Regions from separate parts of the Mus musculus genome. Here region 1 is linked to region 2. A link is a loop called in an ENCODE intact Hi-C map of the cell type or tissue named here. Cell type or tissue: left cerebral cortex. All regions are shown on one strand.

Region 1 (5,000 bases), 77 kb after region 2:
ATACTTGCCTTGGTCATGGTGTCTGTTCACAGCAGTAAAACCCTAACTAATACAGTCCTCTGCAAGAACAGAAAGCACTCTTATTTTAAACACAGATTTGTGTTGGTACTATTTTTTTGAGTTACTTTATTGGGGTCTTAGATCTACTTCCCTTCCAACCCTTATTCCACCCTGATCTCTTCCAACTCCCCAACGCTAGGTAGGAAGGAAAGAAAGAGAGGAAATGAGGCACAGACCTCTTTAGATTATTTCCTGCTGACTGGGGATGTTGAGTTACTTGAGGCAAGTCCAATCTTCATGGTCAGGATATCTCCAATTTCTTCTCATCTCTTTGCTCACGAACACTTGGCAAAACTCCAGGAGAAGCAGCATTCCCAGAGCGCCCCACCTCATCTCAGGACTCTGGTTCATACCCTTGGAAGCATCCCTAGACTTCTGAATGTAAACTATCTACAGCTGGCAAAAGCATGCCCCTGCCAGTGCACTTGGCAAATCATAATCACCTGCTGTGGAGTAGTCTCTTATCCCACACCTGGGGTTAAATAAAGACATTCACACAATTATAACTGGGTTTTCTAAGAAACCAAAATTCTCACTATAGAGTCTCTCTTTGTGGTCTTTCCTGGAACTCTCTGTGTAGACAGACTGGCCTTTGAGTCACAAAGAGCAACCTGTCTTTGCCTACTAAGTGCTGGGTGCTGTGATTAAAGGTGCGTGCCACTATACCCATCGTAAGTGAGGACTCAACAGCTGAGCCATCTCTCCAAACACAGAGACAACATAGTAGAACCGATTTAAGCTTATCCCGGCTTATAAATAAATGAGTGGAGGGTAACTCCTAATGTACTCTTCTAACTGCTGTCCTGGCTACCTCCCTTGGGTGTACCCCAGATATGGACTGTTTTTTCTGGCTGTGTGCTCATCCTTTGCCTCCCCCCATGGGGGCTTCCTCTCTCCCATTCCTCCTTCTACACTTGGTCTCTCTTTTCTCCTTACTCTTCCCACCCAGGTAACTCAAAATCCACCTACCTCGAATCCCTCCAGTAATTGGCTGTAGCCAATTTTATTTAACCAACAGTTTTAAATTAAGGAACAAGGTACAAAAGCTTGGAAAGACGGTAAGTCACTCGTAGGTTTAGGTTTTTGGATATGGAATTTTGCTTTATGTAACAGACCCAACCTCAACACTGATTGTGATTAAAATTTTCTACAACAGCACATTTTTTAAAAAAGATTTATTTATTATATGTAAGTACACTGTAGCTGTCTTCAGACACTCCAGAAGAGGGCATCAGATTTCATTATGGATGGTTGTGAGCCACCATGTGGTTGCTGGGATTTGAACTCGGGACCTTCAGAAGAGCAGTCGGCGCTCTTAACCACTGAGCCATCTCGCCAGCCCCAACAGCACATTCTTATTGTGTACCTTTTGTTTTGAGACAGGATCTACCTAGCCCTGACTGGCCAGGAAGACAATATGTAGAACTGACTGACCTCAGACTGAGAGCCACCTACCTCTGCCTCTCGAGCCGCTGGGATTAAAGGCTGTGTATTATTGCTCACAGACTTTCCTTTTGTAAGGTTTTACTTTCTGTTTTGCCTGCATGTATGTCTGGGCACCATGTGCATGCTTGGTGTCCACGGAGGTCAGGGGAGCGCGATGGAAACCCTGAAACGAGATGGTTGTAAGCCACCATGCGGTTATTGAGCTGGGCTTTGAACCAGGTCCAATGCAAAAGCGGCCTCTAGACCATCTTAACTGCTAGACCATCGCTCCTGTCAACTGGTTTGGTTTCTTCACAGGTCTCAGGTATCTCAGGCTGACCTTGAACTTCTGAATCTCCTGCCTTTACCCACCAAGCGCTGGTGCGCAGGTGTAAACGCTACGGTTTGTGTTTTGCTTCGGGGTTTTGTTGTTGCCTTGATTTTTGTTTCCTTTCGTTGTATTTCTGAGAAAGCCTCAAGTGACCCAGGCTGGCCTCGAGCCGGCGGCCAGCCTCGTCTCACCCTGGCGGGCAAGGGAGGCACATCTGGCTCCATCTGGTCCTCGATTCTTTTAACGCGAGACAAACAGCGTGACCGCATCAACCACGAGAGAGAACAGGTCACCCGCCACGTCGGCCGGAAGCCTGGGATTCACCCTGCGTTCATCCACTGGCCACGCAATCAGAAATCTCGCGGTGCTGCATGAGTGAGCCGTGGTTGACAGCTCGCACACGTCTGCGCACTCGGGATTGGACAGGGGATCCTGAGGGGCGGGGCACGAGAGCCCTGGCGCGGACCGCCTACTCCGACCCCACACCCCGCTCGGCGGCGAGACGAACTCTCGCGACGCTTGCGTCCGGCCTCGCGAGCTCTGGCGTGGCGCTCGCCGGCTGGCCCTCACGGGGAAGAGGTGGCGTTCCGTTGGTGACGTTAGGCTCCGGCGGCGCCGGCAGGGCGTTCTCCGGAGCTGTGCGGCCAGGTGAGAAGCTCGACGGGAGCGCGGGTAGCCGCGGCTGGGGTGGGCGGGCGGGCGGGTGGGCAGGGTGGGGCGGCCTCTCGTCGGCCGCGTCCCTGTCAGGCGGGCCGGGCCCCGCCCCGCCCGGCCGCCCGCCTGCCCTCAGCGCCCTCCTCCCTGTCCGCAGCTCGCCGCCGTCCCGCTGCTGCGCTCGCGATGGGCGCCCAGGACCGGCCGCAGTGTCACTTCGACATCGAGATCAACCGGGAACCGGGTGAGCGGGGCGGGCCCCTCTGTGGGCCCGGGTCGGGGTGGAAGTGGACGCGGCGGAGCCGGAGCCGGAGCCGGGCGGGGGCGGGGCGGGGCGGGCTCGGCCGGCCAGAGCTGCGGAGCCGCCGCGGTCACGAGCCGGCCAGCTGCCCTCCGCTGTCCCTCGGGAGCCTTCCCGAGAATGTACTGGCTCCGGGAGACGTGGCTGGAGAGGAGAGACTGAAGGGCTTGTGCGGGTTCTGTAGCCCCGGGATTGCTCCTAGGCTGCGGCCGCGATGTTTGGTTTTTTTTTTTTTTTTTTTGGAAGTCCAGTGTGCAGCCATTCATTAATCCCGAGGCGTCGACGTCTCTGTGTGCAGAGAGGTGGCTGCTGCACACATCGGTGCGCACACATGTAAAGGTCGCGTGTGTATCGAGCAGGAACATGTGTACGGATGCGCGGTTCTCAACCGACAGGGATCTTAACTGGAGGTGTGTGGTGTGCGCCACGTCTTAGGTCGCAGTGGACTCGCAGGAGAGCTGCTTGTCCTGGGCTCTGGAAGGGCAGCAGTGACTAAAGCAGGGCTGCTGCTTCTTTTATGTTGACGTCCTGGGGGAAAGAGGCAGGAAGTGAAGGGGTAAAAACCGCATTCCCTCCAGTAGTGCTGTTTTAGTCAGGCGGTGAGCGAGAAAGGCCATCTTGAGAAGATGACATTTGAGTAGGTGCGAAGCCGAACCTGTGGAGGGACGCCTTTGAGAACTGTGCTTGGTAGTGGCAGCCAACGGTTAGCTTGGGTTCTGAGACAGCGCTTGTGTTTCTTGAGGGAAAGCGAAGGTCCCGGTCTGGCTGGAGTAGAGGGAACAGAATAAGGAAAACTCAGGCTCTAGGATAAAAGGAAGACGGTGACGGTTCTGAACAAAGGATTGGAGCGATCTTAAACGTTCTGTTTTTCTCATCTAACATTTCGACCCTGACTGTAGCTGCAGTTTATTTAGCATTTACCAAACTTACTCTGGAGATTTTTCACGGATTTTTTTTTTTTTTTTGCAAAACTAATGTATTAACATACTCAGAAAGTAATAGGAATATAACTGGGAAGTATTTTCCTCGAATAACCAAGGACCTGACTTTGATCCCCAACACCACAGATGGATGTCAGTCTTGAAAAGAATGTACTTAACATGGCTATACATCTTCGTTTAATGTCTTTTTTTTTTCAGGCGTCTTCTATTTTTAACCTTTTAAATTTTGTTTTGTTTTTGTATTTCAAGACAGGGTTTTTCTGTGTAGACCAGGCTGTCGTAGAACTCAAAGAGAACCGAGTGCTGGGATAAAAGGTGTCCACCACTATTGCCCCACTTATTTTTAAGAATCAGCCAGAAGCAGTGGGAGAGTGCTTGTCTGGGAAGAGTGCTTGCCTGTTGTATTGTTGGCTCCAAGTTCAATTTCCAGCGTCACAAATAAAAGTATCTGATTTAGATTTACTTTGATAAGCAGAGGTGATGCAGAAATCAAGATGTACTGTTAAGGATTAAGTATGTACTTTCAGTTACCATGAGTACAAATACAAAACAGATTTTCTTTTGAATTATAAAACTGTTGGATGACTGCAAATGCAGATTTAAAAGGGGGACAACCTTTACATTGTATAACAGGTTTCCTGTATGAATCCAGTAAATTGTTCCTATTGGAAGTCATTCTGTTGTTATCCTGTAATATTTGGTGGTTATTAAGGTTCTTAACATAGGCTCTAATTTCTTTGATTAATACAGGATTATTCATTCACATGTATGTTATTTAATTGATTTATTATTGGTGGTTTGTGGCTTTTAAGAAGCTGATGTATTTATTTATCTAACTTGTCAGGTTTATGTGCTAGGATTGTTTTCCTAGTATGTAGTGATAGCTGATCTTTCACCCCTGATGGAAAATATGTTGTTTATCGCTCTAATGGTAGCATGAACTTGGGAGAGCAGGGCCTAAAAATAGAGTGGGCCAAGACTCCTGCATTTATTTATTTATTTATTTATTTCGAGACAGGGTTTCTCTGTGTAGCCCTGGCTGTCCTGGAACTCACTCTGTAGACCAGGCTGGCCTCGAACTCAGAAATCCACTTACCTCTGCCTCCCAAGTGCTGGGATTAAAGGCGTGCGCCACCACCCCCGGCTGTTGACTCCTGATTTATTCAACACATCAGACAATTTAAACTCCCAAGGATTAAGAAGAGTCACCTGCTTAAAGTCACAATGACAAGCAGAACATGGCAAAAACATTTTTTTCAGAGAGGCATATAGACAACAGCCAGTTGTA
Region 2 (5,000 bases):
TGGCCTTGACTTAGCCCCGTTACACAGGTCAAGGGCACACTATGTCTCACGGCTGCCCTCACCGTTCACCAGAACCTGCTCCTTCTCTTCCTCCTCCTCACTGATTCATCAACTTCAGCACAAGGCGCCGACTGAGCCATCCTGAGAGGTGGCTGCAGGCCTGGAGGAGGAGAGGGTGGCACACGGCACAGGGATGCAGCGGGCTTGAAGCCAGACAGGATTGGATGAGTAACGGCAGATTCTTTCTGCCGAGCGAGCTTGTTGTCACGGGGAATGGCAAGTGACTGTCTCCCCTTCCCCCGCTTCATCCGCTGCACCCCTGTGGTTCTGGCAACTAGAATCTGAGCCAGAATCTGGGAGCAGGTTGCAGGGATCCGGTAAAGATCAGGCTAGCACAGGACTCAAGCGAGAACAGCTTCAGAAATGGGGGCAGACCGTGGCTCCGGCTCTCCTGCGACTGTTCCAGCATAGATTTGTGAGGCAAAGGCAGGTGATGTGGGAATCCCTTCTCAGGATATGGTGGGGAAGGTAACTACAAACACCACCACCAGCACCCGCTCCTTCAGCCTTGGAGATCTCCGTCTGCTTCAGGTGCTTTCTCTTAAACCTCAGGTACCTGCTCCCTCCACCTCGGATGTCTGTTCCCTCAGTCTCAGTTATACCTGCTTCCCAAGCCTCATGAAGCCCATCTTCCCCCATCTCTTCAGAAGTCCCTTCTCTCCTGAAGCCTTCCCTATTACCTAGGTAAACAACAGTAGCCTCCTCCTCAGATTCCACAAGGCTCCCCCAGGAGTAGGTGCATGGTTGACCTCCCAGTGTCTCAGAACAGAGACTTTAAGAGGCAGCAGGAAATAAGCTGGGTTGCATTTTTAAGGTTGTTTTTGCTGTTTTCCTGCTCCTTTTGTTTTTTGAGCGTGTCTTGTGTCCTTTGATGGTAAAGAAGGATGGGTCCCCAGGGAACAACCAGAAAGAACTGAGAGTAGCTTTCACAGAGAATTGGAAGAGAAAGCTATTCTCCCCAAGACATCTTCCTCTCCTGGGGGTCAGGCCGGGAAGACACCAGGGGATCCTGCCGATGTTCTCAGCTGTAGCCTAGCACCAGCCTTCCAACCTCCAGCCCAAGAAGGATCAGCGTGGACAGGGCAGCCATCACCACTGGTGGCCTCTACCTCCCATCTATTCACCTGCCTGGTGAAGGTCACATAGCAAAATGGAGTCTGGCTTCCCACTTCCTTCCCGGTACCCAAAACCCTCCATCCACCCCCACCCCCATGCCCAGATCTCTGTCCACAGAGAACACGGAAATGCTAACAGGACCATGAGGTGAAGCACCGTAGCATTTTGCTCAGGCTGGTCTGAAATCCACAGGAATCCTCCTCCCGAAGCATACAGAGCAGTGGGATCACAGGCACGTGCCACCCCGCCCCATATCAGCATTCTGCAGCTGCCTAGGTGACATATGGGGGTGGGCAGGGTTGAGAGCCAAAGCTCACATCTGGGACTTGAGCATACCACCTCAAGAGCTGGTAAGACCTCACTGCCCGGTTAAGAGGCCTAAGGCCTAAGAGGAGTGTGCCCATGGTCACAAGCGAGGCAAACCCCTATTCCTGCTCACAGTGACTCCCGAAATCCTAGCCCTGAAGCACTGAATGGCAACTACTAAACAGCTCCCTCTTCTGACACCCCATAACTGGAGAAAGGCCTGTGACAACTAGCCCATTCTCTATCCGGAAGCAGAAATTGCAGGGAGTGCCTCTTACCTCCTATGCCCTGGTGCGTAGTAGAGGCCTGGCTCAGGCTCAGGCTCAGGCTCAGGGGGAGAGAGAACAAGGGAAGTGCGGTAGACTAGGAAGGAGAGGAAGGAGGAAGGCCAGGGGTTTGCTTCCAGACTTTTCTGTAACCGACCTCAAGGCCACGCCCACAGCGTTAGTTTCCCACGTTGCAGGTTGGGAAGGCTGGAGAATCCTCGGGAAATTCCCGCGCTCCTGCTGGCCAGAAAGCGCCCGGAGAGCGACTTCCTTCAAATGGATCGCACACCCTACTTCGCGCAGGGACACGCGGCCCTCTGCAACTCCGCCCCTCCTCCCACCTTCTATCCCACCGCGCCATCAGCCCCCCACATCACCTTCTCACCATGATCACTCGAGCTCTTGGAAAGTCATCTGCACGGGTTCCCTAAGACGTAGCGCGAAGGGCTCTGAGTCGGTAACCCCGCGCCCCACGCTAGCACCGAATAATCCGAGCCCTAAAGACAAGCTTCGGAGGGAGAGCAGCCTCAGATCACCCGCTACCGGCCCGCCCGATCTTGGAGACACAGCGCGGGACACTGGCACCCTGATCCTAGTCCCTGGGGACTCCGGGAAGACCGGTCTGTGGGCAGCCTGGGCCCAAGAAAGGGTACAGGCTTTGGTCCCCGCGCGGGGGCGCTGGAACATTGACTTCTCGTCCCTCACGAGCTGCGCCGGCCAAGTCGTGTCCAGCTCTGAGTGCACCCTGCCCTGGGCGGCCAAGAGGAACCCCCAGTTGGGACTCCCCGACCCCGGCTGCGCCCCCTCGGCTTCTCCCTTGTCGCAGATGGTTCCAACAGCGTGATCCGCTGGACCCCATCGGAGGCCAGCCTTCAGCCCTGGAAAGCTGTGGCCCTTCTAGTCCAAGAATTTGGGCTGCAAGCCGACGTGGAAACCGGGGAGCCGGCAGCTAAACTCCCTGGAGCCGAAGACTGGAGGAGCTCACTGCCAGGGGCCGAGGGCGCAGCCGGGGTTGAGAGAGAAAGGTGCGGGCGCGGGGAACACTGGGCGGTGTTGAGCCCAGCGTCCCCGCATCGGAGAGCCGAGAGGATGCTCGCTAGCTAGCAGCTCCCGACGACGCGCACCTCTAGCGGGACTCTGTGCTCACGCCCCCGGGGGCCCCGGCTCCGCCCCCTACCTGCGCCGAGGTACCGCCTCCGCCGTGCCATTGGCTAACCCCGCCGCCCGTCAGACGAGCCCCCGCCGCCCTCCCCTAGCCTGGAGCTGTGCCTCATAGCGCCCGGGCCGCTGGCCCGCGCCACTCTCCCGCGCTGCGTTAGCCACAGACCCCGTAGGCGCTCTCGGCTGCCTGCCGCGGGCTCAGGGCGGACCATGCGCCCTCCGAGCCTACCGCCTGCCCGCTGGCTCTGCGTGCTGGCAGGAGCCCTCGCCTGCGCCCTCGGACCCGCGGTGAGTGTGTGCCCCTCCACCCAGATCCCACGGATGGGGGAACTGCGGGGGCAGCGTATCCGGGACCATCTGGCCATCGGGGGGCAGCAGGAGCGCGGTTCTCGTCTTCTCTCTTCTGTAGCCCAGAGGCGTGGGAGCTCGGTAGCGGCGGGTCCCTCTTAGCTCATCTTAGAGCGCTCACCGCGAAGTGATCCCAATCAGCGATGAAGAGGTTGGGGGCGAGAGGGAGCCCCAGACTTGCCTTGCGATGAGTGCCTGTGGGGGTACGTGGGGAGGAGAACTGTGGGTGGCACGATCGAGTGAGATGGGAGATCCTGTAGACTGTCGGGTGGGAAGGAGGCTGTGTCTGGAAGCCTCTCTGGGTATTTTGAGAACTTGTGCGATGAAGACAGCACAGCATCAGACCTTAGTGCCTGTACCCTGGGGAGGGGTCCTTGGGATCTGGTGAGAATTTCATTCTGTGCTCTTTATCCTCTAACTATAGGCTGATGGTGGGCAGGTAAAAGCATGTATTGGGAAAAGCAGGGGGGCTTGCTCTACCTTAGACCTCGGCTTCCTCCCACACAGACATGTGTGTGGGTGTGCTCCTGTGGCTGTGACAGACTCACCAGGGTCATGGGGCAGACACCTGGTCACCTCCTCTGAGACTAAGAAAGACCTCAAGACTCAGAGACCCCCTAAACCCATTTTACAGAAGGGCAAAATGAGGCCACAGGAGCCACACCTGTCCCTGCCAGCCACACTTGGACAGAGGTGATCTTCCCTTCCCTTGCTCTAGGTCTGTGGAGCTGTTGCTTCAAGATTGTCTTTTCCTTAGTGGATTCTGGTCTGGAACAAGTGGGCTGCCTGGAGGAAGTGGGGAATCTTGGTCGGTCACCTTAGTGCAGTCTATCCCGTGGTCCCTCCCTAATCACAACCTTTCCCAGGGCAGGGATCAGGACATGAATCTGTTTCCTCCTAGCTGGTGTCTGGCACACCCTGCTCTGGAAAATCTCACCACCCCCCCAACCCCTTCCGGAGAAGGTGCTGCTCTCTGAGAATTGGACAGTGTTGCCCCCTTCCTCCTGTTTACAGCCCCTCCCCACACTCCAAGCTTCATCAGACTCTGGCCCTCAGTGTCACAGACCACACTAGCAGCCCTCCAACTTCCCCAACTCTGTGTCCTGGCTACTCCATTTTGGATAAGCCAGGGGTTTTTGGACCACTGGAGGCCTCTGGCCCCAGGTACCATCCATCTAGAAACAGATTGAGCCCAGTCCCTCCAATTCCATCTTCCTACTTCTTATTTGGAGGTGCCAACTCTAGCTCCTCCTCCAGGGAGCCTTCCCTGGTTGCCTCTGATCTTTCCACTCCAACCCCATCTTCAGTTCCACTAGCCTCCCAGCCTCGGCTGCCCTCTTGGTCCACAAAATGAGGGGAAGGGACTTAGCCTGGACTGGAGGGGGACCCCAGCCCCTGCTCTCCTCTCCCTGGAATGGAGGGGGACCCCAGCCCCTGCTCTTCTCTCCCTGGACTGGAGGGGGATCCCAGCCCCTGCTCTTCTCTCCCTGGACTGGAGGGGACCCCAGCCCCTGCTCTTCTCTCTCTGGACTGGAGGGGACCCCAGCCCCTGCTCTCCTCTCTCTGGACTGGAGGGGGACCCCAGCCCCTGCTCTCCTCTCCCTGGACTGGAGGGGGACCCCAGCCCCTGCTCTCCTCTCCCTGGACTGGAGGGAGACCCCAGCCCCTGCTCTCCTCTCCCTGGACTGGAGGGGGACCCCAGCCCCTGCTCTTCTCTCTCTGGACTGGAGGGGGACCCCAACC

What was found. Peaks named below come from ENCODE experiments on the same cell type or tissue, not always from the same donor. Only the 100,000 strongest peaks of a DNase experiment are listed, where the experiment ranks them.
Region 1: a loop joins it to region 2, with 7 times the contacts of the local background. A loop is called at or near these places in 1 of 42 quality-filtered maps.

What each region holds. Positions count from the first base shown.
Region 1 is chr9:121,716,832-121,721,831 of GRCm38, forward strand. It overlaps Nktr (natural killer tumor recognition sequence), which reads left to right and starts at 2,350. Exons shown (of 17, transcript NM_010918.2): 1 at 2,350-2,464; 2 at 2,628-2,714. The coding sequence starts at 2,657. In left cerebral cortex, CTCF peaks have their summits at 1,215, 2,019 and 2,221; DNase peaks (open chromatin) are centred at 2,275, 3,255 and 3,405; H3K4me3 peaks cover 2,742 bases; H3K27ac peaks cover 1,718 bases.
Region 2 is chr9:121,639,730-121,644,729 of GRCm38, forward strand. Vipr1 (vasoactive intestinal peptide receptor 1) reads left to right here and starts at 2,987. Exons shown (of 13, transcript NM_011703.4): 1 at 2,987-3,197. The coding sequence starts at 3,120. It also overlaps a transcript of Lyzl4 not described here. In left cerebral cortex, CTCF peaks have their summits at 2,421 and 3,238 (motif pointing right); DNase peaks (open chromatin) are centred at 236, 706, 1,697, 2,030 and 3 more places; H3K4me3 peaks cover 4,616 bases; H3K27ac peaks cover 4,144 bases.